3 separate regions of the Homo sapiens genome follow, and all the other regions are linked to region 2. The links are chromatin loops, found by intact Hi-C in ENCODE. Cell type or tissue: IMR-90. All regions are shown on one strand. Region 1 overlaps ERI3 (ERI1 exoribonuclease family member 3). Region 2 holds the start of LOC107984950 (a long non-coding RNA gene). Region 3 overlaps DMAP1 (DNA methyltransferase 1 associated protein 1).

Region 1 (8,000 bases), 320 kb after region 2:
TGGGGTGGCCCACTAGGCCCCTTTGTCTTTTTTGTCACTGCCTCCATAAATGTGGTCCTTGCCCCTCCTCCTTCCAAAGCCATCTTCCTCCACAGGCTGCTGTTTCCTGGTGGTCCCTCATAAGGATGGGCCTCCGCCTGGCTCCCACTATGGCTCCTCACTAGTATTCCCGGAATGGGAACAAGCGTTTGCTGTGTCCGAGTCTTGGCTGTATTGCAACTTCACGTGAAAGCCGAAGGGCCTGTCTGTATTTGGAGCAGACATAGCAATGTAGAAGCAAAATATACATCTCGGGGAATGGAGCACTGATGCATGGTGGCCCTGGCTTGTGTGTTTGGCATAGCAGAGGCAGGATCGAAGCGGTTTATTTGCTCTATTCAGACTGCTTCTCCACCTTCCCCAGGGTTTATACCTTTAAGCTGCCATGGTGTGTAGCAGGCTGTGGAGTTGTCTGGGGGTGGGGCCAGGAACTTTCCTTGGGGAACACTGGGTCACTGGTAACAAAATCACCACATAATTTAGTGCAAATCAGGAAACATCCCCCCTAGCCTCTTATTATCCTGATGGCCTCCCCAGGGCTGAGATAGCTGTTGGAATGCAGATTTTTTTGGGCACTGGGCTAAGGTTGGTGGTGGGGAAGAGCTCTAAAGAATAGGGCCATTGATAAATGGTGAGTGAAATCAGGGACCGTAAAATAACAGTGACACTGAGCTGCCTTTTAAAGTTTTTGTTGGACATAAAAAAACCGCCTAAGTCAGCAAAGGAATGGGGAAGACCTCATTATAACCACCTTAGAGGCAATGAAAAGGCTTCTTTTTACTCTTTGGATAGTAACTTAAAGCTCTGTGTTAGATGCTAGGGGTATAAAGACAAGTAAGGAATGGTCCCTACCCTCAAGGAGCTCATAGTCAAGGAGGGCAGACATTTGTGTAACAACCATTAGGCTGTATGATAACCACCATGACATGGTAAGTACTTGGTACAGTGGGGGCACAAAGGATGGGAATGATCAACCCTGCTCACAGTGTGGGGGAGGGCTGCATAGTTTTCATGTTATAAGAAATTCAGGAGACCAGAAAGGGCCAAGTGGACCTGAGGCCATTCAGAACTGTTATAGCAGGAAGAGAAGAAGGGGTTCACACAGTAAGCCAGAATGAAATGGCCTAAGTCTGGAAAAACTGACCTTGATTACAGGCTTGTTTGTAGAAATATTGAAAATGAGGTAAAAGGAGAATAAAGACTTTGAACCTGGCAAGTATTTCACTGTTCAGTTAGTTGGATTATCTATATCAGTTTTACGCTGTTTCTCACATTCGAGCTAGAAGGTGTCATTGTGATGCTATAAGTGGAAGTACAAAGGCTAGAAGAGGCTTAAGAGCATTTTACCCAATAAAGTGTGGGTAAAAGGGGTGTGGGTGAAAGTGGATATGGTGTAAGCTAAGGCTCTGAGGTATTGTCAAGAAGGCTAAGGCTCTGAGGCATTATCAGGAGGCTGATACCTCAGCATAGCATTTGGGTGGGCTGCTAGGTCTCTAGGGAGAGTCAAAGGCTGGGGAATGACATGACGCCTCCCCTTCACCTTCCCCCTGCTTAAAAAAAAAAAAAAATTGGGAATTTGGATCTGGATCTGCTAGGACCTACCTTCAATAGACCAGGGAGGTTTAGACCCTTCAAAAAGATAAATAGCTGGCTGACTAACATTGAGATTAGTGTGGAAGGAATGACTGATGAAGAGGCAGGAAGGTCTGGGTAATGTGGAGATTGGTGGGATCAGAAGCGACTGGAGGGCATGGGGGTGGAGGCTGAGCTTCCTCTGAGCATTGGCAACAGGTACAGCCATAGAAAGCAAAGCCAGCAGGTTGGAAAGCGGGGACAGTGGGGGAAGTGAAATCCAAGAGTGTTTAGGTTAAGTCCATAGGCTTCACTTCTCCCTACCTCCATCCTGCCCTGCTTTTCCTCTCCCCTCTTGATTATATTTCTTTTGTAGACTGATCTCCATTGTTTGACATGAGGAAACTGATATCAGGAGACCCTTTCTGCATCTCTGTATCTCATTGGGAAAAAGGATCTTGCATCATTTTGATTAAGATGCCATTGGGATGATTATTTTTTATCCTCTTATCCTGGGTGTTCACGATACTTAAAAAACCCCCACATTCTTACATTTATGTGATGAGTTTTGAGCTCTAGCTGTGAAAATTGAGCCATAGCCTAAAAGCCTGAAACAAGAGTGTACCCACATTGACACCAGCTACCCCCACCCCCAGCAAAGGCTGGCAGGTCTGCAGCAGAAGGGTGAACAGGCTGGCACAGGCAGAAAAGCGTTTATATGTATTGATGCTCCTGCCACGGACAAAACCCTGTTAGGTGTTGGGAGAGTCAGAAAGGAAGTAAATCAGAAAGAAGAAATCTGGAGGGAGAGACAAACATCAGGGCAGCTTTTATTTGGATGTAGAGGTGCCTTGGGATAGGCTGCTGTTTGGGTCCTGTCCCTGCATGTAGTTGGCCAGTAAGGAGATCTGGAAGGCCTGTGGGTGGCAAAACAGGTCTGATACACAAGTGGCTCTACTTCTGTTGTAGTGTATAGTCAGTGTCTAGTCCTGGAAGGCCATTCCAGCCAAGGGCTGATCTGAGGGTTAGGTGCTGGCAGAGGCACTTATTTGGAGATGCCGACGTTGCTGAAAGTAAAGGAGTGTTCATACTCTACAATGGGGGTACAGTTGGGGAGCCGGAAAAGGAAATTTGAATGTATTACTGAGTGGAAAAGAAGAAACAGAAATAGATGTTATAAGCCAGAGTCCATGGGAATGGAAAGGAAGTTGTTCCAAGAGGTTAAAAATGTATGTTGGGAGACTGGTACGGATGCAGTACTTGAGAGAGATGCTAGTGGGTTGGACTAGGATGTTAGTTGGTTGGCGATGGTGAGAATGGGGAGAAGTTACATGTTGTAACCCTTAGGTGTGCTAGGAAGGAAACAGGCTTGAGAACCATGTTCTTATGTAGCTCATAACTCTTTTGGAGACTAGTGGCCTACTGAGGAGTCAGTGGTACTGAGGTTTGTTAAGGAGTGGCGCATGGAATCTATAGTTGTTGTAAATGGGGTACTCTGAGTAGAAGATCCGTATCAGGGAGAACATAACAGGCAGAGCTGTTATAGTTGAGTTCCTTAGTGGTAATGTGGGTAGTTATTCCTCTAGGACCTATTTGATGCATTGTTTGGCCATTGGCCTAGAGGAGGTAGGTAGTGATGGTTAGGTAGATAGGATAATAACTGGCTAGAAAGCTTGGAATCTTGCTCTCTAAAAGTGTGATAAAACTGAGAGCCATGATTTGAGATTGCATTGTCTGGAAATGCAGGGACATGTCTGCGTTGTTCACAACACTAGCGGCATTTTAAAGGCCAGCTGGTCAACTGAACGGGATTGGTAGTTACAGATGGGTGGGTAGGGCTGATGAGTGAGATGAAACATGGCATTTTGATCAGGTCTACTTTCACTGGAAAGGTAATGTGACTAGAGAAACAATGTCGGGGGCAGACCTGAAAGGAAATTCATGGTTGATGGTGTTGAATGTGGTGGCTGGTGAGGATAGCAAGGAGTCCCCAAGTAGGTGCCTTAGGATATGCAGGAATTCTGTGATCCTGCTCCAAATTTGTGGCCAGGGTTGGAGAGGCCTTTCTCAGGACCAGAGGCAGTTAGATAGACCAGATAAGCTCCTGGCTTGTGTCTGTAATGAGCGGTCTTCTCATAGGAGAGGTACCCAGTCCTGCTTTTTGGTTCATCTGGACAGAGGAAGGTTTTTTTCTGGAGGGCTGAGACAATAGTGTGCTGAGCACTCTGAGGGTAGCTGATGCCCTGGTCTTGACAGTATTCCTAAAGGAAGCAGGCACTGCCATGACAAGAAGACTTTTTGCTAGCTCCCTGACAGAGATGTGCCAGTCTACTCTGTGAAGTTCTTGGATGTGACAGGCCTGTTTTTCTGCCCTAGCTCTTGGCAGCAAGGAGGATGAAATGTCTGGTGATAAGAGCTAGCGATGGTTAGCAGACTTAGAGGGCTTGACTCGGGTGCTTAAAGTGGGTCAAGTAAGGGTTTGCTCTGAGAAGGGAGCTGAGAGCCATGGGCTCTGATTCTCATTTGGTCAGTACCTCAGCGATAAGGAGTTAGTCACATAAATGTTCTAGACTACACCTTTGCTGTTTAAATTGTGGTCTGAGAACCAGCAGCATCCTCATCACCTGGGAGCTTGTTAGAAATGCAGAATGTCATGCCGGCCCTACTGAAATAGAATATACTGAAATATAATCTGAATATACTAAATATACTGAAATAGAACCTGCAATCTGACACATTCCTCAGGTCATTTGAAGTCTGAGAAACACTGCTGTAGTCTGGACCAGCGGTTCTCAAACTTCAGACTTCAGCGAGCGTCAGAGTCACCTGGAGGGCTGTTAAAACCAAGGCTGTTGGCCCCATCCCCAGGGCTTCTGATTCTGAAAGGCAAGGGTGGAGGCCAGAAATTTGCATTTCTAACAAGTTCTCAAGTGATGGGACTGGTTTGACAACAGCTGACCCTCTTAGCTTTCTCATCTGCAAAACAGGGGAGTGATTCCTGCCTGCTTACGGAGATGTGGGATCATATGGGACAGTGTGTGAGAAATGTGTTCAGTGCATTGCGGGGGTGGGGGGCGGGTATCCGTTTGTGTATTGCTTGCTTACTAGTCAGTGAATTTTTAAAAATCTATTGTCATGCCAGCACAACTGTTTACCTTCCTGGCTGCTGGCCATCATTTGTGGGCAGAGAACAGGGAATCTATGAACCACCCCACAGGCATGCAGTATTCTGTGAAGAGATCAGCAGTCCCTGGGGCTATGGATGGGGATTATTGAGCAAGGCCTCCTGTAGCCCAGCCAGCTTCCCTGGCTCCTGGCCAAGTAGTCTGACCAGAATTCTCAGTCTGCCTGAGTGGGCCTGGTCCTGTCTTGATCACTTGTTACTCACCGCCATTTCTTCACCCCCAGCTAGTGTATCTTAAGGCAATATTTGAATTGGTTTGAAAAATGGTCTTTGTCTAACCAAGCCTCTGATTCATCTTGTGATCCTGAGCAAGACACATGCCTTTCCTCCACTTTGTTGGGTGACTGATGGAACAGGCTTTGGCTGCATGTGCCCAAGTCCCAGAATGTGGACTCTGGACCTTCAAAGTGAGGGAAGCTGAGGTAGACGCTGTTCTGATGAGAATCAGTAGAGCATAGTAGTTAAAAGCATAGATTCCAAAACTGGACTGTCTGGATTTGAGTCTTGACTACCTACTGGTAGTCTGACCTTGGGCAAGTTGCTTGCACTCTTTATGCCTCAGTTGCCTTATTGGCAAAGTGGGGTTAATAATAGTACCAATCTTATAGGACTGATGGGAGGATAAACTGAGTTAAACATATTAAGTGCTCAAAACAGTGTTTGATATGTAATGGCTTATAGGTATTAGCTCTTATTAGTAGAACTAGTACTAGTATTATTCTGATCCACAACCTCCTAATAAGCTGTTGAGATACAGCAGGTGACTGGGAGGCAGGCCCTGCTTCTCTGGGAAACACAGAGAGATCAGGCCCTCTTATCAACATACTGATAGAACCAGAGTACTATCCAGAGAGATTTTTTTGGGCTTGGCACCCTTCCATTTCTAGGCCCTTCCTTAGTGATGCCTCCAGGGGACCTCTCTAGCACATAACCTGAGATTTGTTTAAATTAATTTCATGACAAATGTGTGTCTACAGGTAGCTACAAACAAATCATTTGGTTGTTTGGTGCCCTTGAAGGGTCAGCTTCACAGAAGCCACTAATATCTGAAGTTATTTACAATTGAATATGTAAAAATGTTTGAACTGTGGCTGTTTCTGAGTCATGTACATACAGAGGGAGACACAGGTGTGCACACCTCAGGTGAGGATGTGGTTTCTAAGACTTGGTCTCCTTCATTTATTGGTATTATGTTTTTGAAAAATTCAGATTTCAATAAGGGTAAATTATAATTCACTTTGCACCCATACTCTCCTCAAATAAAGAATAGCAGTGTCTATTTTCAGCCTCTTTTCTATATTTTAATTGCTTTGGGGTCTATGGAGATGGGGAGAGGGGGACATGTAGGTGAAAAATCAGCCTTTTAAAGCTCCGATTTTTTACCCTTCCTTGTCCTGAAACTTCGAGCATCAGCTCTCATCTGTCAAAGTGTAAATCAGCAATTAAAACCCAAACAGCCAAATGCCAAAGATGACCCGAAGCACAAAGCAACTGACAAACAAGTCCGGACAAATCGACGGGTAATTTATAAGCTTTGCCCTAAAATCTAATTATTTGGCAATTCGAATTTGCAGCCAGCCAGGGCTTGGCAATAAATTTAACCCGCCATAAATTATTTAGGAGCAGACTGTGGTGTAAATCAAAACCACGAGTGTTTGTTTAAGAAATAAGCTCCTTGTGCATAAAATGTCTTTTTTTTTTCCAAGGGAGAAACTGTTATTGCAAACCATACCCCATTGCCCAGTGTAGCCCTCACTTCTCCCATCCAACTTACCCTCTTCCCTGTGGCCAGGAGGCTTCTTGATCCTTGGAGAAAGGGCCCGTCTTTGCATGAGACTTTTATCCAAAACTAAATATTTGGGTAAAACCCACATGTTTTCCAGGGACTGCATTTTCTACCTTGTGGTATGTGTTGCTTTTAGATTTTATCAAACCTTTCAGTGCAGGGACACACACTTTTTGGAATTTTCTTCCGAGGGTTGAAGGAATAGATTAGTTGTTTTGAAGGAAAGCCAGTTCCTTCTTCCTAGGTTGGGAGGGGGAAGCCATGAAAAATGATCTGCTCATTCTCTTATTTCAGATAGGACATAGAAACATCAGCTCAGGCAGAGGAGAATCTATGCTTAGGAAAAAAGGGCTAGAATGCTACTCTATTAAACCCTCTGGGCTGGGTGCAGTGGCTCTGGCCTGTAATCCCAGCACTTTGGGAGGCCAAGGCAGACAGATCTCTTGAGGCCAGGAGTTTGAGACCCACCTGGCCAACGTGGCAAAACCCTGTCTTTAGTAAAAACACAAAAATTAGCTGGGCATGGTAATCCCAGCTACTTGGGAGGCTGAGGCATGAGAATCACTTGAACCTGGGAGGCGGAGGTTGCAGTGAGCCGAGATCATGCCACCGTACTCCAGCCTGGGTGACAGAGCGAAATCCTGTCTCAAAAACAAACAAAAAAACAGAATTTATAAACCCTCTGTCCCAGTTTTATGAATCCCAACAGTCTAACCTGAGTGCCTTCTGCTTAAATCCTCTTGTTGTTATTCTATCTTCAAATTTATTTTTATTTCTGCAGACACTTCAGTTGGAGGGAGTTTGAATACCCCGAAAGCAACTTACACATTTATTTCTTGTAATCTACTGATCGTGGGTGTGAAATTTCATTTGAAATGCTGTTGCAGTTGTGTCCTCAGTTTATCAAGGAAATCATTGGGGGTTCCTAGCTGAGCAATTAGAGAGCAGCCAGGGGCCGGGCGTGGTGGCTCAAGCCTGTAATCCCAGCACTTTGGGAGACCGAGGCGTGCGGATCTTGAGGTCAGGAGTTTGAGACCAGCCTGGCCAATATGGTGAAACCCTGTCTCTACTAAAAATACAAAAATAGCCGGGTGTGGTCACGGGTGCCTGTAATCCCAGCTACTTGGGAGGCTGAGGCAGGAGAATTGCTTGAACCCGGGAGGCGGAGGTTACATTGAGCCGGAGATTGTGCCATTGCACTCCAGCCTGAGTGACAGAGTGAGACTCCGACTCAAAAAAAAAAAAAAAAAAAGCTGTGTTTAAAATCTCTGCTCCAACCCATTTTACAAGGTAGATGAATGCTTGTTTGGTGCTTCATTTTTATTTCTGTCTTCTCTCTCCTCAACAAAAGATCTACAGGGACAATATTGAGGGAGACAGTAGGTACAATAGGTTTGGAACCTTGGATATTTGAAAAAT
Region 2 (8,000 bases):
CACTGTGCCCAACCATTTTTTTTTTCTTTTTTAGAGATGGGGTCTCCCTATGTCGTCCAGGCTATAGAACAGCCCCTTTTTTCATGTTACTGGCTTATTGAAGAGACTGGGCTGCAAGATAATATTTCTAGGAGTGTGTGATTCCAGATGCTGCCAGGGAGAAACATACAGTGGGGACTGAAAGGCCTCTGTCAGATTTGAGCATTTGGGAGAATGTGGGTGGCCTTAAGCAGCCTCCTCTTCAGAGTCTTGGGAGGGATGCTTAGGCACTCCAGGGCTAGGAGGTCAGGCGGCTGATGGCAAGGTACCTCTGCTGACCATCCCTGTTTAGCCATGGGTCATTTAACTACTGTGGCCATACGATTTTCTCCTTGTCACTACCACATCACTAATTACTGCTGCTGTTGGTTGAGAGTTTACTTTGTGTCAGGTACTGCTTTGATCATTTGAGATACATTTTTTTTCATCTAATTTTACCCATAACCTTATGAGGTGGGTGTTATCCCAATTTCACCGTAATCTTATAGATGGGGACCCAGACTCAGAAAGTAGTAAGCTGCTCCTTGTTCTTACTATTGATACATAGTGGTGCCAGGAGTTGAACCCGGACCTGTCTGACCCCAGCACTCTCCAAAGTCACATTCCCCTGACAAAGGGCCCTTTGTCTCTGAACAGGAGGATGAGAGGGGATTAGGAGCCAGGCATGGTGGCTTTTCTAACTGACCTAGAAGGGGACCTGTGTGGAGATTGTGGCACCCTTGGCCCAAGCGTGAGGAATATAGAAACCTAGAGGGAGTTTGGGCCCAGATTATAGAATTCGAGGAACAAGTGTTTACTGTATTTGGAATTTCAGGGCAGATATGAGGAGTGATCCCAGGCCGGGGAACCAGGGACATTTGAGTGTCAGGTCCCTGAGTCCAGAGAGTATGGACTCTGTTTTTAGGAGCCTGGGAGAGAGGGAAGGTGACAGTGACCAGTGATGAAAGTGATGTGGGCCTGGCTCAGAAGTGGCCTCTGGTGGTCAGGGCTGGCGCCTGCAGGCCAGCTCTCGGGTACTGGTCTCATGGGGGTACTACTTCTGTCTGGGAGGTAGGGACAGTGCAGATCTGAGGTGCTGGGACAGGGTATAGCCAAGCAGTGAGGCCCCATCCCAAATGTGCAAGGCCTAGGATGGGAGTGCGGGGCACAGACAGGAGGGAACCAGAGTAAAGAGACTTCCTCTGGTCAGCCCAGGTGTCTCCAGTATATGCTTCAGGCTCTGGGCCTCAAATACCACTCCAGGCCAAGAGGGCTTGGCCAGCATGAAGCAATTAGTCCAAAAATGGGCCTTAAGTATACCTTCCCTGCCCAGAAGGCACCTGTGTCTGTGGGCAGCGGGCTGGTGGGCTCAGGCTGAAGCAGGACCCAGAGCATTGCTGACGCTGTGGGCCCCATGGCCTATGTCCTACAGGCTGGGGTTGCTGGGCCCCTCTGACCTTAGCTTGTACCCACTACCCCCACCTCATCTGTGAGGACTGACCAGGCCTCTCTCCCCAGGGCTGCATCGTAATCCGATACACAGCCCCGTGGCACATGGTCTTCTTCTCCGAGTCACTGGGTATCCCTTCACTTCGTGTTTTGGCCCAGAAGCTGCTCGAGCTGCTCTTTGATTATGAGATTGAGAAGGAGCCCCTGCTCTTCCATGTCTTCAGCAACGGTGGCGTCATGCTGTACCGCTACGTGCTGGAGCTCCTGCAGACCCGTCGCTTCTGCCGCCTGCGTGTGGTGGGCACCATCTTTGACAGCGCTCCTGGTGACAGCAACCTGGTAGGGGCTCTGCGGGCCCTGGCAGCCATCCTGGAGCGCCGGGCCGCCATGCTGCGCCTGTTGCTGCTGGTGGCCTTTGCCCTGGTGGTCGTCCTGTTCCACGTCCTGCTTGCTCCCATCACAGCCCTCTTCCACACCCACTTCTATGACAGGCTACAGGACGCGGGCTCTCGCTGGCCCGAGCTCTACCTCTACTCGAGGGCTGACGAAGTAGTCCTGGCCAGAGACATAGAACGCATGGTGGAGGCACGCCTGGCACGCCGGGTCCTGGCGCGTTCTGTGGATTTCGTGTCATCTGCACACGTCAGCCACCTCCGTGACTACCCTACTTACTACACAAGCCTCTGTGTCGACTTCATGCGCAACTGCGTCCGCTGCTGAGGCCATTGCTCCATCTCACCTCTGCTCCAGAAATAAATGCCTGACACCTCCCCACAACCTGCAATCTGTCGGGCACTCTTCTCGTTCAACTCCCTGTAGCCCTTTGGGACTTTGCGGTCCCCTAAGTAGAAAATTCCTATGGGCCTGTCTCCTGGGGGCCTCTGTCTGCTGGTGGTCTGCTTACCACAGAATCCTAAGGGGCAGGAGTGCCTGGGCATGTGTCTGTGGGAGCCTTGCAGTCAGTTGTGTTTGGACAAGTGCAACAGTCAGGCTGCTGATTCCTGTGGCATGCAGGCTGTAGAGGTTGACAAATGGAGGGGGGTGTTGAGGGTGAGCCCTAGTTGATTTTTTAAAATTTAAACTCTGGTAAGAACATTTAATATGAGACCTACTCTCTTTTTTTCTTTACTTATTTATTTATCTATTTATTTCAAGACAGGGTCTCACTCTGTCACCTAGGCTGGGGTGCAATGGTGCAATCATGGCTCACTGCAGCCTCAACCTCCCAGGCTCAAGTGATCCTCCCACCTCAGCCTCCCAAAGTGCTAGGATTACAGGCATGAGTCACCGCGCCTGGCCAAGATCACCTAACAAAATTGTAAGTGTGTACGATACTTAAAATTTAAGAGATTATGTGCACGGCAGACCTCTAGAACTGAATAGTCTTGCATCTTGCATAATTCAGAACTTCATCATCTTGCATAACTGAAACTTTGTGCCTGTTACCAGAGTTGAGTTTTGATTCCTTGAATGGAAGGTGACCTTTGTGGGGAGATGCCAGAGGGAAGGTATATCGGTCAGGGGTAGCGTCAGGCTGCGGATAGGGGCTATGATCTTTGCTCCAGCAGGGCGAAGCCCTACAGTGTAAAGTACCATTCACATGGCTCCCACTTGGCAGTTCACTCAGAGAGGCTCCTCTGACCCCATTGCCTGGGAGTCTGAGGTAGAAGCCAGATGAGGAGCTGAGGTTAGGGGCCTGCCTGGCTCTACCACACTTTGCTAGGAAGCCGCTGGGTCTGGGAAAGTTGCAAGCTGAAAGTTGCCAGAGACAGTGGGGGGCAGGAAGGCAGCAGCATTGTAACAGGAGCTGGGATGAGCTAACTCCCAAGCCCTAAAGACCAGAACCAGGGTAAGGGGATTTGGGCTGAAATAGCAAACTCCTTCATCTTCTGGAAGGGAGACCCACTTAGATACTCTCTAGGCAGAAGAGGTGAATTCAGCCTGATAGTTCAGTATCATTGATCATTCTAGAAGTCACTACTGCACAATGTTGGCATATAGTAGGTATTCAATAAATATTTGATTGAATGAGCTTACCGTGGTGATCACGGGGCTTAGGGGGCAGTGAAGGAGATGGCTAGAAAAGCTCTGGATGGGAGCTGACTCTTGGGGATGATGGATCCTTTGTCCCCAGAGCCGCGTTCTGTCTGCATCCCATCAGTCCTTGGTGAGTCCCCACTATGGTGGCAGGGATTCCCATGCTGTGTGGCTGCATTCCTAGCCATGGCCAACAGGTGGCAGTGCAGCCTGTGCCATGAGACAGCTCAAGGCTCCCACAGCAGGGCGGGCTTCAGTGGAATGCCCTCACTCTGGGTTAATGGCCCCTTTTAGAGACCATATGGCCCCCAGGGTGGCAGTAACCAGCCATCAAGGACCTACTGAGTCCAAGCTTGTGGGAGGGGAGACTAAAGACATCAAAGAAGTCGGCCTGACAGGAACTGGGCATTAAGAGCCTCCTCTTCATCTCTCCGTTGCCCTCACCTACCCACTCTTCTCTTCCAAACCTGTTTCTTTCCCAAACCCTCAGCCATCGCTGGAGCTGTTCCACCCGCCTCGACAGAGGCTGTGTACATCCCCAGGATCCCTGTGTTCAGGATATTGGGTGCCATCAAACTGGGCGTGGAGCTGTGAAGGGCCTTTGCTGGGCTCCAAGGGGGACTTGTCTGTGCTTCATCTGGGTGCAAAGGGTGGCAGGAGCTGCCAACTGGACCCAATTCTGAGGAATTCACTGTGGGTATCCCAGAGAAAATGGGCAACTAAGGCTGGGGATTTGGGCAGATGGGCCTGGTGTGCAAGGTGTCAAAGCAAGTCTGGAGTCATGGGGCTACTCTGGGGCCTTGACTGTTTTTCTCCAAACAGCTTTCTGTTGTGGGTGAAGACTTACATGTAACTTTTAGCACCTGCCTGGGAGGCATCTAGGAAGCTGAGCTACCTCACTGGCAGTGGGGAGCTGTGGGGGTCAAAGTGCCATCTCTCCAGCCTTGGTTCTCTGAGCACATGGGAGACTTGAAGGTCCATCCTGGATAATAGGGTTTCCATTCTTTCCATTTGAGAATCTAGGCAGTAGCTACACTGGGATGATGGTCACTAGAGATACATTTGGAGAATAGAACAAAAGCCTGGGAGGCTGATAGGGTGATCCCACTGTGGTCTCTGGTATGTTTCAGGGGACCAGAAAGGGATAGAGGCCTGGGGCTTGTGTTTGTACCCAAGCTTGTGGCCACTCCTAGCCTAGGTTGGGGGATAGAGCTTGCATCCCCTCTGTACCCCCAAGCTCTGACCTCTTCTGTGATTAATGAGCTGACGATTCTGCATCGATAAAGAATTAACCTAGAGCCCCTACCCATCAATAGTCAGGAGCCCAGATCCCCAGCCCCACCCCCCTCCAAACCAAATGCTCCACGGCCCCAGAGCAGACCAACCCTGCACAGTGTCATACACCTATAGCTAAGTCCTTTCCCCCATCCTGCCACCAGGAATTAACCCCTTAACTGCCTCAGCCCACCTCCCCTAGTTAGCTCCCCCACCACCCCACACACATAACACACAGGCAGCAACTGTTTATACTGGTTTAATCCATGTCAAATGTAGTTTACAAAGGGAAAGGACAAGTACCTTTGTATAGAATATACAGACACAGCATCACACCACAGGGCCCACGGGAGGGTCGGGGAGACGACACTTTTTCCCTGGGAAAGGCAGCTCTAATCCCAGGAATGGTTCTCAGCAGAGGCTGGGTGGCCAGGAGCACTGTCCTCTAGCCCCCTAACTCAGCCTCTGCTTCAGCTCGGTTCCCATTTCCTGCCTCTACCCCCCAACTCCTTATAAAGAGCCCCATGAGCTAAGACTAAGGAGAGGATCATGTCCCTTGGGGCGTGTGCCCCATGTCTGGGAGAAGAAATATACACCACTGAACACCGAGCACATGGGAGAGGGAAGGGACACCACAGGAGAGAGAGAGGCAGGTACCCCAAGAGGTGGATGGGCCGAGCTCCCAGCCAACCCTGAAGGAGGCGCTGCTTCCAGGGGTTCTTAAAAAAGAAGAAAATCATACAACCAAAGGGGGAGGGGACAGGTAGAGGGCGAGGAGTTGTCCCATTTATACACAACATTGTAAACATACACGGTCTATATTACATGTGCTTCAGTCTGGTGTTTGCATGTCTGTCTGTCCGTCTGTCAGTATGGGGGCTGGATCTTAGGAGCCGTGCCCCACTACTCCCCCAACCCCCACCTCCCTGCCCCACCCTGGGAACAGAGCTGGAACAGGTATGGCCCCCAAACCATAGGTGGGAGCCAGCAGGTAGTGCCTGGGCCACAGCCTCTACTCTGGCTCCAGAGTCCTGCGTGTGTAAATGTGTGTGTGTGTACGCATGTTTGAGTATGTGCATGTATGTACATGGGGAACCTGTGTGCAAGTATGTACAAAGGGAGACGGTCACTGTCACAGAGGCTGGGGGCAGGTGGGGCTGCTGGAGGCGAGGCCTGCCTGGGGCAGATAGCTCACAAGTAGATCCTCCGCAGGTCTCCGGGCGCTGTGATCGTGTTGCACTGAGGGCAGAGCTTCTTGGCACCCTGCAGGGAGAACAGGGAGGGCTCTGGTCTACACAATGAGCCATGTGTGCGCATGTGAGCACCTGGGCCTGCAGCCATGTCTCTCTGCACCAGTGTGTGCTGAGACCTTGGTCCTGTCAGCCCAGGCTGGGGACGCATAGGCAGCTTCTGTGAGCAGGCAGGCACGCTCCTGTGTTGGGGGGACGCCAGGATCAAACCGCCTGGCCAGCCCCGCAGCAGGAGCCCCAGTAATGAGAACAAGGCTGGGTCCAGCTGTGGCAGCCGCAGCCCTAACGAGATTACACGCGGCCTTTGATCAGGACACAGAGCCCACGTCCGAGCCTTTTATTACTGTCTCCGGGCGACATTTTAATGGCTGCTCCTGAGCGAAGAACAGGGGCAGGAGCAGAAGGAGCTTAGTAATGGGAGGGGGAGGGGCCAAGGCCCTGGTCCTGTTTACCTACAGCCAGCCTCCTCCTGACCCCAGGCCTCACCAGTCTGTGTGATGCAGTGGGCCTTCGGGGACCGGGGCGGGGAAGGGAGAATGCAGTGAACTCATGGAGGGGGAGAAGTTCCTAAACCTGCAGTTGGGGAGGAGAGGCAGCGAGCCTGGGGGTAAATATCCTGCGGGTAAATATCCTGGCTCCTGGCTCTGTTCTCCTTTGCGCCATGCTCCCCACTTCCCCCAGGCAGGCTCAGGCATAAGCACAGACATCTGGGCAGTGCCCGGAGCGGCCTCCCATTCCCCGACCCCCATGCCACCTCACCAGGGTCCGCAGCCAGCACTCCTCGCAGTGCACGTGCCAACACTGGATGGACGTTAGGGGCATCGAGTACGAGTCCTAGGGAGGAGGGGGCAGAGAAGGGGTCACTCTGAGGTAGGCCCACCCTCTCCAACTCCCCCAGAGGGCGTGGAAGCCTGACCAAGGGCACCCCTAGGTTCTTTTCTACTCACCATGCAGATGAGGCATTTGTAACGGTCCCCACGAGATAGCTGCCGTTCAAGTTCTCTGACCCGAGCCTTCAGAGCCTCAAACGTGGTCACAGCTGAATCTTCGGTGATTCTGTAAAAAGGAAGGCATGGTTGGGTAGCAGGCTGGCATCTCTCATCTGTACCTCCAGCCTACGCCTCCCTTGAATTCCAGAACCAAATACATAAATGTCCCCTAGGCATCCCTGCCTGCCCCCTTTCTCTGATAACCTGAATCTGCAAATTCCACATTCCAGAACTAAACTCCTCACCCTCTCTATTCCTCCATTCCCATTCGGATGAATTTCTACACCAGATACCAGGGAACCATTTTCAACCACTCCTTCGCAGTCTTCCCAACCACCCAAATCTGTCATCTCTCCTAGTATCTCCGGCATCTCTCCTCACCACCATGAGTCCAGGCTCTCAGATGTCTTCCACCAATTCCACCACTAACTTTTTCCAGACAGCCTTTCTGCCTCCAGGCCCCTCATCTCTATTCCACTCTCCCAGCGCCTAGAGGAATTTATGTTCTCAAAGCAAATCTCTCGTGGTGTGACTTCCAACATTCCAATGTCCCCCTTGGAGTAGAGAGCTCCACTACACTCCTTGGTCCAGCCCCAGCCCGCCGTACCCCTGAGGACCTTGCCACGCATTTTATGCTCGACTCCTATGTGTCACCATCCACGCCACCTTTTTCACTGCCTTGGCCTCTGCACTGTGATCCCTCTGCACCCCCTCGCCTGACTCACTAGCTCTGCCTCATCATTCAGATCTAGTTTTGTTCCCATGCCCTCCCAGAAGCCTTTTCCAGACCCCTGAGCCAGCACTGCACAGTGGCTCTCACAGCCCCCCGTGTGAACTCCACCACAGCAGTGTAAAGTTCCTGAGTATGGGTTCCCTGAGGGCGGGCTGCTCACTCCACCAATACTGACTATGGCCAAGAGCCCCACCTCAGGCATGGGACGTGAGCAAACACCTGCTGAAGAAAGGGCCCGTCCAAACTCCA
Region 3 (8,000 bases), 430 kb after region 2:
TCACTCCCACCCTACAGCAGCTTCATGCTGGCCTCCTTAGCTCAATGAGAGGTGCTGGAAGGCAAGCCTGCTAACCCAGGTGGCCCCCAGAGCTTCAAGCAGAAAACTTTCCAAGAGACTGTGTTGCCACCAGACACCCTGCTGCTCTCTCTCTCTGAATTTTTGGCCTATTAAAAGCCCCAGATCTGTCTCTAGTGCTTCTTCTGCCAAGCTTCCTCACTTTCTAGCAGGGCCATAGACTTTAAAAAACAAAATATATATATATTTGTCAAGGCTTCAAGGGCTGGAAAAAGAGCCTGGAGCTAGAAGCCCATGACTGCCATTCCACTGACTTGTTAGGTGAACTGGAGCAAATTTCTTCCTTTCCCTGGTCTCTCTTTATTGTAGTGGGCCAGTTGCAACAAGTTAGACCCCAGAAATACCCAGTAAACAGGATCTGAAGTCAGAATTTGGAGTGAATGCCAATTGGTTTCACTAAGTCTGCTGGCCCCTATCAGTCATCTGTGCTATCAATTGTATACACTTTCTCACCACTAGGTCCTCCAGAAAACTAGCTTCCTTGCCTTTTCTTCAGAAAGAGGAGGCATTCCAAGCATAAAGAACAGCATGTGCAAAGATGTGGGTGCAACACCTTGTTTGGTCCTCACAATAACAGCAAGGCCATTATCACCCTAGTGGAGGAACCTAAGTATTAGAGACGCTAAGCCCTTGCTGTGTGGTATGCAGCCAGTGGGTGAAATTAAGATTGGAAACATGTCTTTCTGGCTCCAAAACCCACTTTGTCATTTTCAGAAAACAGTGAGTGGGTCCTTGAGATTGGAGTCCAGGGATTGAGGGTTGAGCATGGCAGAGACCAGAAATAGCAGGGATCAATTTTTGCGGAGCCTTTAAGACATATTACTGGTGTAGACTTTAAACTGAGGGCAAGGAGAGCCACTGAAGGGCTTTAAGGAAGAAGAACATGATCAGATTTATGTAAGAAAGATCAGTTTGGCTGTAAGAGAATGAATTTGAGGGAGAAAGAGGACAGCTGTTGTAATCCAAGATGATTAGGCAGAGAAGAAGAGAAAATCTGCGTAAGTTCATACTTGATTAGATTTGGAGAGTGAGGGAGAGGGCAAAGTGGCAACATGACTCAGATTTCTTTGGGCATTTTGGGTGGATTATGGTGCCATTCACTGGGATGGAGAACATAGCAGGGTGAGGGGTAAGCAGCAGCTTGGAGAGAAAATTAGCTCGTGATTGGACGTTTAGGGTTTATCTAGAAAGAGATGTTCAGGAATATGTGGTGTAGAGCCTATGAGCTGTCCAGGCTGGAGAGGTGATCTTTAGCGGGTAGCTGAAACTCACGATTTAGATGAAGCCATCCAGTGTGTAGAGTGGGGAGAGGTCAAGGACAGAGACTGGGACGTGGGGACCCTCTCCCAGCACAGGGCCAGGCACAGGTGGGAGAACAGTGCTTGCCCACTGGATGGCTGGTGGCCTGGGGGTTGGGGCTGGGACATTCACTTGGGCCAGGGGAAGCAAATTGAACGATTTGTCCAGCAATGAGGGAGGAGCCAGATGAAGTCAATAGAAAACTAATTTTCTTTTCTGCTGGAAGAAATGAGGTGTGTGGCCGCTGGGTAATTGCAGATAACGAGGGGACTTATTCTTAATATGCACAGCGGCCACGGTCCCTAGGGTACCGGAGACAGGAAGGATTGGAGGTTCCCTGATAGGGCCAGACTTATTTGGGAAGAAAATCACCCTATCATAGTCTCTCTGTTGGCACTACCACAGCCCATGGACCCCATCCTAACCCTTCCCCCTCTTAGGCCCCTTCCGGTCCCATTCCCCTTCCTGTCAACTGCCTAGCACAGCCCCTCCCTCCTCCACCCACTACCCCCAAAGCATAGGCACACACACTAAGAGAGACAAATGATGGGGCCTCAGCTGAGCGGGGTGCGTGTCCGGCCCATAAACCATGGGGATGGGTCACGTCTGGAGTTGCCATGGTCGCCACTACCCACCCATCTGTCTTTCCACTGTTCTGCCTCAGACCAGCCCGTATGGCTTCCTGAGTCCCTGGGGGAAGGTGTCACCTCTCTGTGCCCACATCCACTGCAGGTGCGTCCATGCTGATCTCTGCGACACAGGACCCTGTCTGACTTGCCTGCCCAAAGCAGGCTCTGCAGAGCTAGGATCTGGCTAGTGATACAGGGCCTGGGCTGATCAGAGACTGTGCCCTCCTACTGCCCTTTTCTAGTGCTGGAGGGTCCCCCTTCCTAGACTAAGGTCCTGGCAAAAGTGGGCCTTGACATGCAGAGGCTTCCTGACCCCACCTTGACCTTAATACCCCCCCACACTTGATTATGACATTGATGTACAATATTTCTACAATCACAGCATCGATCCTATGAAGGTTGGTGGTGGCTGAGGCCCTGGTTATGGCCCAGGAGCATCTAAGGGAGGTGGGAGAAGAGGCAGGTGAGGGGATAATGAGTTTGGTGGCTGCTGTGGGCAGCTGAACAGAAAAACTCAGGCACTCAGGCTGTTTCTCTCCTAGGCTTCTGCTAGTGGAATAAGCTCTGGGCAGGTGCACCTCCTGCTGCTGGTGGTGGTGGTGGTGAAACAAATCCTGGCCCATGTCCATGACGCTGAGGCCCCAGAGGCCTGATCCTCCAGCCTCCAGGGTTCTAGGACAGTTGAAAGCATCCAATACTGGAGAAACTGTTTGTGATAGAGTCTGATACATGCAGACACATTCCACATGAGGTATGGGCAGAAACAGGGCCCAAAAAGGTGACTAGCACCCACTTTGAGCCTACTGGGACAGAAGCAGGGCTTCCGCCGATGTATACAGGAGGGTTTGGTAGACGGCTGATGGCCAAGGCTAAGAGGAGGACCACAAATCTGGACCCTCCCCATCCTGTCGGAGCTCCACAGGAACAGGTGCCCAGGCAAGCTGCTGTTTGAGCACACAAGCCCAGGACACAGGGCAGGTGTGTTTCCCAGGGCCCTGGCCCAGCAGTGCCAAGCCTTGTGCCTTGTCACTAGTGATTATGGCCTGGGTCACATCTCCCACACACACGAAAGTGCCGGCAAAGTCACCCTGGCCATGGGTGTGATGAATGGTCGCACAGTAATGAAATGGAGACATCAAGGCGGGTGGCGGGAAGACGGAGTGTGGCGGACGGGCCGTCCCCACGCGGCAGCAACAAGAAGGATCGCCCAGCGGCCGGGGGCCGTCAAGGGAGAAATTACACATTTACTCTGCCTTTTTCTTACTGCGACGGCGCCCATACATCACCGCTGGGGCTGGGGCGGGACATGCCGGCCAATTTCCAGCATGAATTATGGAACTGAGAAGCATCGAGACCAGGCTTCCTGCCGGCCCAGCATCACCCAGACCAACCTGAAGCTAGGAATGCTGCCACCAGGGGATGGGACCACCCTCTCTAAAGCCTGTGTCTCCTGAATCTGACCCTGCTTCCCACCCCCACCCTTGTAAGAGCACCTGTGGGCATGGAGGGGAAGGATCTGGGGCTGATCTAAATGTCTTCTCTCCTTTTTAGACGACTGCAAGAACATTGCCAACATCATGAAGACACTCGCCTATCGAGGCTTCATCTTCAAGCAGACATCGAAGCCGTTCTGATTGGCCGAGGACAGGATGGGGCAGGACAGGGTAGCTGTTTGGCCCAGCCCAGAATCCTCCTCTCCCTCACCAGAGGGGAAGAGGGAGAGTGGCATAGCTCTGTGTCCAGAGTGTCCCCAGCTGCCCTGTGGGCTCATGCCCTTGGCGTGGGCTTGTGCCCTTGCAAGGGCTTGGCCACTTGGCCCTTCTGGAGCAGACACTTTGTGCCCCCCATCCCCACCCCTCAATCTCAGCCCAGTATCAGCCCCTCCCATTGCGGGCCTGGGCTAGGGGGACCCAGGCACTCACCGCCTCCTCCCTGGTACACAGGCTTCTGTGGGGCCACCAAGCCCCTCCTGTGCCCCCTCCCATCCATAGTGCATGGTGTGTGGTGCCCCCAGGGCTCCAGGACAGATCAGGCCCCACCTTGTGTCTACCCCCATCCCCGCTGTGAACGTGCCACTGAATAAAGTCGGGGAAACGAGGCACTGGGTGTGTGTGCAAAGCCATCTGTGTGTGTGAGGCTGCTGCTGCGCCAAAGCTGTCAGGATGTGAAGGTAGGTAGAGCATGCTCCAGACTGCCTCTGTGCACAAAGCCATCCATGTGTGACTGGCCGTCACTGCAGCACCTGTGACACCCTCACTCAATATGCACACATCTGTGTAAGCGCGGCGACTATCAGTACAAGCTGTGTGCAAAGCCATCTTGAGTGTAAACCACAGGTGCTCTGAGGTGCAGGAATTTGGGTGAAACTGGTAGTGGTTAGTGGTCAGAGAGCTGCTAAGGGCCTGAACACAGGCAAACCTATCTGCCACGCTGTGGAGTGGCCGTGACAATCCCCTCCTTGCCCACCCTTCCCACTAGGGGCATCAGAAGTGAAGGAAAGGAAAAGGAAGCAGCCTGGTCCAACTCAGCAGCTCTATTTACATAACAGCGTCGCCCACACCCCGTGGGGCCTCTCACGGCTTCTTGGCTTTCTTCACGGAAGATGAGCTGGAGGCCGACTCCCGTCGCTTTCTCTGAGGATACACAGAAGGCATTGAGGTCAGTGACCCCCCAAGGCCTGAGTCAGGCTTAGTGCATGTGCTTCACACGCTCAGGGACAAGGACGCCCACTGGTCAACCCACTCCTACCCTCAGTCTCAGACTCGCACAGAAGTGATGATCGTTCCTGCTGCAGGCACTAGAGGGAGAGGAGCCCCTACACCCATGTGCATGTGCTCACTCGCAGGGCCCAGGCGTGCCTCCCAGCCTGTCCAGACTCTTACCGAATTGGGCGTGAGGGGTGCGCCCACCACATCAATGATGGTGTCCTTGGGGTCAGGACCAAGTCCGGGTTCAGTCACTGCCGGCTCAGCAGAGGCCGGGCCTGGGCCTGATGCTGGTGTGGCAGGGCCCCCTAGCACACCAGCCCGGGCCAGTGCCTCATGACGGTGCCGCAGCATCTGCAGCTCATACTCGCAGTTGGCACAGGCCTGCTTGAGCTCGTAGAGCAGCACCAGGTCGCTTCGCAGCTCATTGAACATGTGCACCAGCTCCTCCGTAGGTGTCGGGCTCAGCTCTGCAGGCAGGCGGCAGGCAGCACGGGCAGAGCCCAGGTGTGGTAGAGGGCCAGCAATGTGAACTCCCCTCCCCCTGCCCAACCTATATCCACAGCCTCGGGTGGGTACACCCTATGGGGCCCAGTCCCCACACTCACCCACACCAAGCTCCAGCAGCATCTGTTCCAGGGCCTTGATCTTCTTCTGTCCCACAGAGCTTGGCAGCTTCATCTGCAATGAAAGCTGGCAAGCTAAGCCTGTCCCAGCCACAAGAGGCTTAGGATGAAGGGGACAAAAGGCAGAGGGAAAGATGGTGGAAGAGAGACGGTAACACATGGAGGTTAACTATGGGCCAGAAAAGGAAATAGCCAGGAAGCTGAATATAGTGAAAGCTGCTATGACCTTAGCCTGGCCACATCACTGAGATCCTGCCAAGGCCACCTCTGTCTGCAGCAATCTCTCCTACTGCTCCATCCCCACCTGCCTGCAGCGTTTGGGACACATGGAGCCCAGAGCAGAGCCCAGGACCCAAACTTGCTAAAGGAGGTGACTCACGTACCCGTTGGCTCCGCAGCGTGACACCTGCAGACTTGAAGTCTGGAAACTTGATGCCTGCAGTCTCAGGAACAGCCTGGGGGAGAAGGCATTATGGAGACCAAGGTGTCACAGGGAGAGGGCCCAGGGTTAGTCCTAGCACCCCATCAGCACTGGGTACTCTCAGAACCCTCCACTCGGGGTGAGGCCTTGTGCCAGGTGACCCTTCCACCCTGAGCTAGGCTGGCGGAACCTCCGCACCGGCTTCTCAGCCTCCTTTTTCTGGGGTAGCTTCTTTTTGGGGGCCTTGCGTTCCGTGCGCCGCTGCTCTGCAGTGGTGTCTGCCGCTGTGATCAGCTTCTGCAGGTCCTGGCTGCGTTTCTCCCGCTCCTTCTTCCGGGCCTCAATCTTGCGCAGCTCCTGTAGCAGGTACTCCTCCTCTGCCACCTGGGAAAGTGAGGGATGCGAAGTGTGTGAGGGCACTTCTAGGAGTGAGGGTAGACACGGAGGTGACAGGGTGCTGGGCTGTCTGTGAGGGAATCTGAGAAGTAATGGATCATGAGGGAGGTGAAGGGCTATGAAAAGCAGGGGGGATGGCCCATGAGAAGTAGGAATGGGCTTGGGGCAGTTAATAAGGTATCAGTGGGAGGCAGGGGGACCTGGGAGTGGGAGTTGAGGGGATGGAGGATGGAGACAATGAGCAAGGGGTTTGGGGCATGGAGGACAGGTATGTGGCCTTGGGCTTACCTGCTCTGGGGTCCGGTTGTAGAGACGCTCAAGCTGTTCCTTCCGCCGTCGTTCGTGCCCAGCATCAAATACTGGTATCTTAAGGTCTGTGCCTGGCACAGCCCGCACGTTGGCAAGCTTAGCACAGATGTGGTAGTACCGCTCCTTCAGGTCTTCCACAGAACGCTTCTGAGGAGCAAGACAGGGTAGAGGAATGAACATTCAGGGGCATGTGGAAGAGATGGCATAAAAGTAGGGCCTGCTAGACCCAGAAGCTGGGCACCCATGCAAATACACAATGGCTCACCTTGAACTGCTGGTGGTCATACCGGTCATGGATAACAACAAAACGCAGGTCAAAGCGGCGGCTGAGGTCAAAGAGGTGGTCAGTTTCTGCCTTAGTCCAAGCATCATCGTGGAGATAAAGCTGGTACTCCTGCTCCGAGTACACAGGCACCTGCACAGTCTACTAGCACAGAGGGACACAGTAGGGGCATGCCCGCATGATGTCATGTCCAGCAGGCTCCAGGCCCCAGTGACCACAGCTGCTCCTGTTTGTTGCCAGACCCTGGGCCTGTGCCCCTGCAGCATGGAGTGAGGAAAGAACTTGTCTGCTTGACTAGAGGTCCTAGCAGGGTTTGGGACTGTAGCCTGCCTCTGATTTATTCCAGGATCAACTTCACTGTCTCCAGCTCCAGAGCCTCAGTCATGGGACACACACTCCTGCCCCCATAGTTAAGGTGAGGGGCCCACATGTAAGTGCTTCTGTGGAGTCCAAAGGTCAACTCTGGAGTAGGACAGATGGCTAATTACCTGGAGAAAGGCCCAGCAACCCCTAGTCCATACAACTCATCTGAAGCACTACTGCCACCCAGTGGGCACAGTGGGACTTGCCACTCCCCCAGAGTTTGCCAAGGTCAGGCATCTCTACAGAAGCTGGGCCTGAATCCTACTACCAACATACGCAGCCCTGCCAATGCCCCTTCCTCCCTTCTTCCACAGACCTCCCCCAGAGACAAATAGCACTACCACGAGCTGAGTCTGTCAGAGACCCAAGGAAGGAGTCAGTGCTAGACTACATCAGGGAAGTCTCTCTTCTCAGTTAAAGACCACAACCAGCTCCAAAACTGGTCGCCTTTTGGACATCTCCTACTGGAGGCCCCAAGGAACCTCAAACTTAGCTCAGTACTGAACTCATGGCCCTCTCTCAAACATTATCTTCTCCAGTCCAGATTTCAGTCAATATCACCATCACCCAACCCAGCTGCTCAAGCCAGAAACCTGGGAGGCATCTTAATTCCTATCTTTCCCCTTGACTCCTCCCCTTCACCAAATCTGTGGCTTTTACCTCCAAAATTTCTGTCTCCATTGCCACTTCTCCGTCGGCCTACCCACTGTCACATGCCTGGATCAGAGAAATAGCCTCGCTACTGATCTCTGCCCACATTCAATCCGCTTCCAATCAATTCTCCATCTGCAGCTAAGACGTGATCTCTTTGAACAGTGCTACTTAAAGGATAGTCTGCAAACCAGTGCTGTTTACACTTACCCCTGGTCTATGATGAGAATGGAAACTGAG

Evidence for each region. A loop is a pair of places that touch in the nucleus more often than their neighbours do. Peaks named below come from ENCODE experiments on the same cell type or tissue, not always from the same donor. Only the 100,000 strongest peaks of a DNase experiment are listed, where the experiment ranks them.
Region 1: a loop joins it to region 2, with 5 times the contacts of the local background. A loop is called at or near these places in 4 of 110 quality-filtered maps.
Region 3: it touches region 2 in a loop (11-fold over the local background); 53 of 110 quality-filtered maps call a loop at or near these places.

The regions. Positions count from the first base shown.
Region 1 is chr1:44,324,909-44,332,908 of GRCh38, reverse strand. All of the region lies in intron 3 of ERI3 (ERI1 exoribonuclease family member 3), which reads left to right. Among named protein-coding and RNA genes, the nearest start is that of ERI3, 26 kb to the left of the region's middle. In IMR-90, no CTCF peak of the experiment used is centred here; a DNase peak (open chromatin) is centred at 4,868; H3K27ac peaks cover 467 bases.
Region 2 is chr1:44,648,746-44,656,745 of GRCh38, reverse strand. RNF220 (ring finger protein 220) reads right to left here. Exons shown (of 15, transcript NM_018150.4): 13 at 6,977-7,085; 14 at 6,789-6,863; 15 at 5,023-6,042. The coding sequence ends at 5,971. TMEM53 (transmembrane protein 53) reads left to right here. Exons shown (of 3, transcript NM_024587.4): 3 at 1,537-3,499. The coding sequence ends at 2,187. It overlaps LOC107984950 (a long non-coding RNA gene), which reads left to right and starts at 7,080. Exons shown (of 2, transcript XR_001738031.2): 1 at 7,080-8,000. RefSeq lists an enhancer at 5,881-6,462. In IMR-90, CTCF peaks have their summits at 1,025 (motif pointing left) and 3,700 (motif pointing right); no DNase peak of the experiment used is centred here.
Region 3 is chr1:44,217,198-44,225,197 of GRCh38, reverse strand. DMAP1 (DNA methyltransferase 1 associated protein 1) reads right to left here. Exons shown (of 10, transcript NM_019100.5): 4 at 6,729-6,887; 5 at 6,443-6,610; 6 at 5,957-6,142; 7 at 5,721-5,792; 8 at 5,320-5,392; 9 at 4,889-5,181; 10 at 4,525-4,639. The coding sequence ends at 4,580. ERI3 (ERI1 exoribonuclease family member 3) reads left to right here. Exons shown (of 9, transcript NM_024066.3): 9 at 3,558-4,128. The coding sequence ends at 3,640. ERI3-IT1 (ERI3 intronic transcript 1) reads left to right here. Exons shown (of 4, transcript NR_110056.1): 4 at 2,549-2,603. Among named protein-coding and RNA genes, the nearest start is that of DMAP1, 7.7 kb to the right of the region's middle. RefSeq lists a silencer at 4,345-4,394. In IMR-90, CTCF peaks have their summits at 4,515, 4,820 and 7,293 (motif pointing left); DNase peaks (open chromatin) are centred at 4,647 and 7,287; H3K27ac peaks cover 401 bases.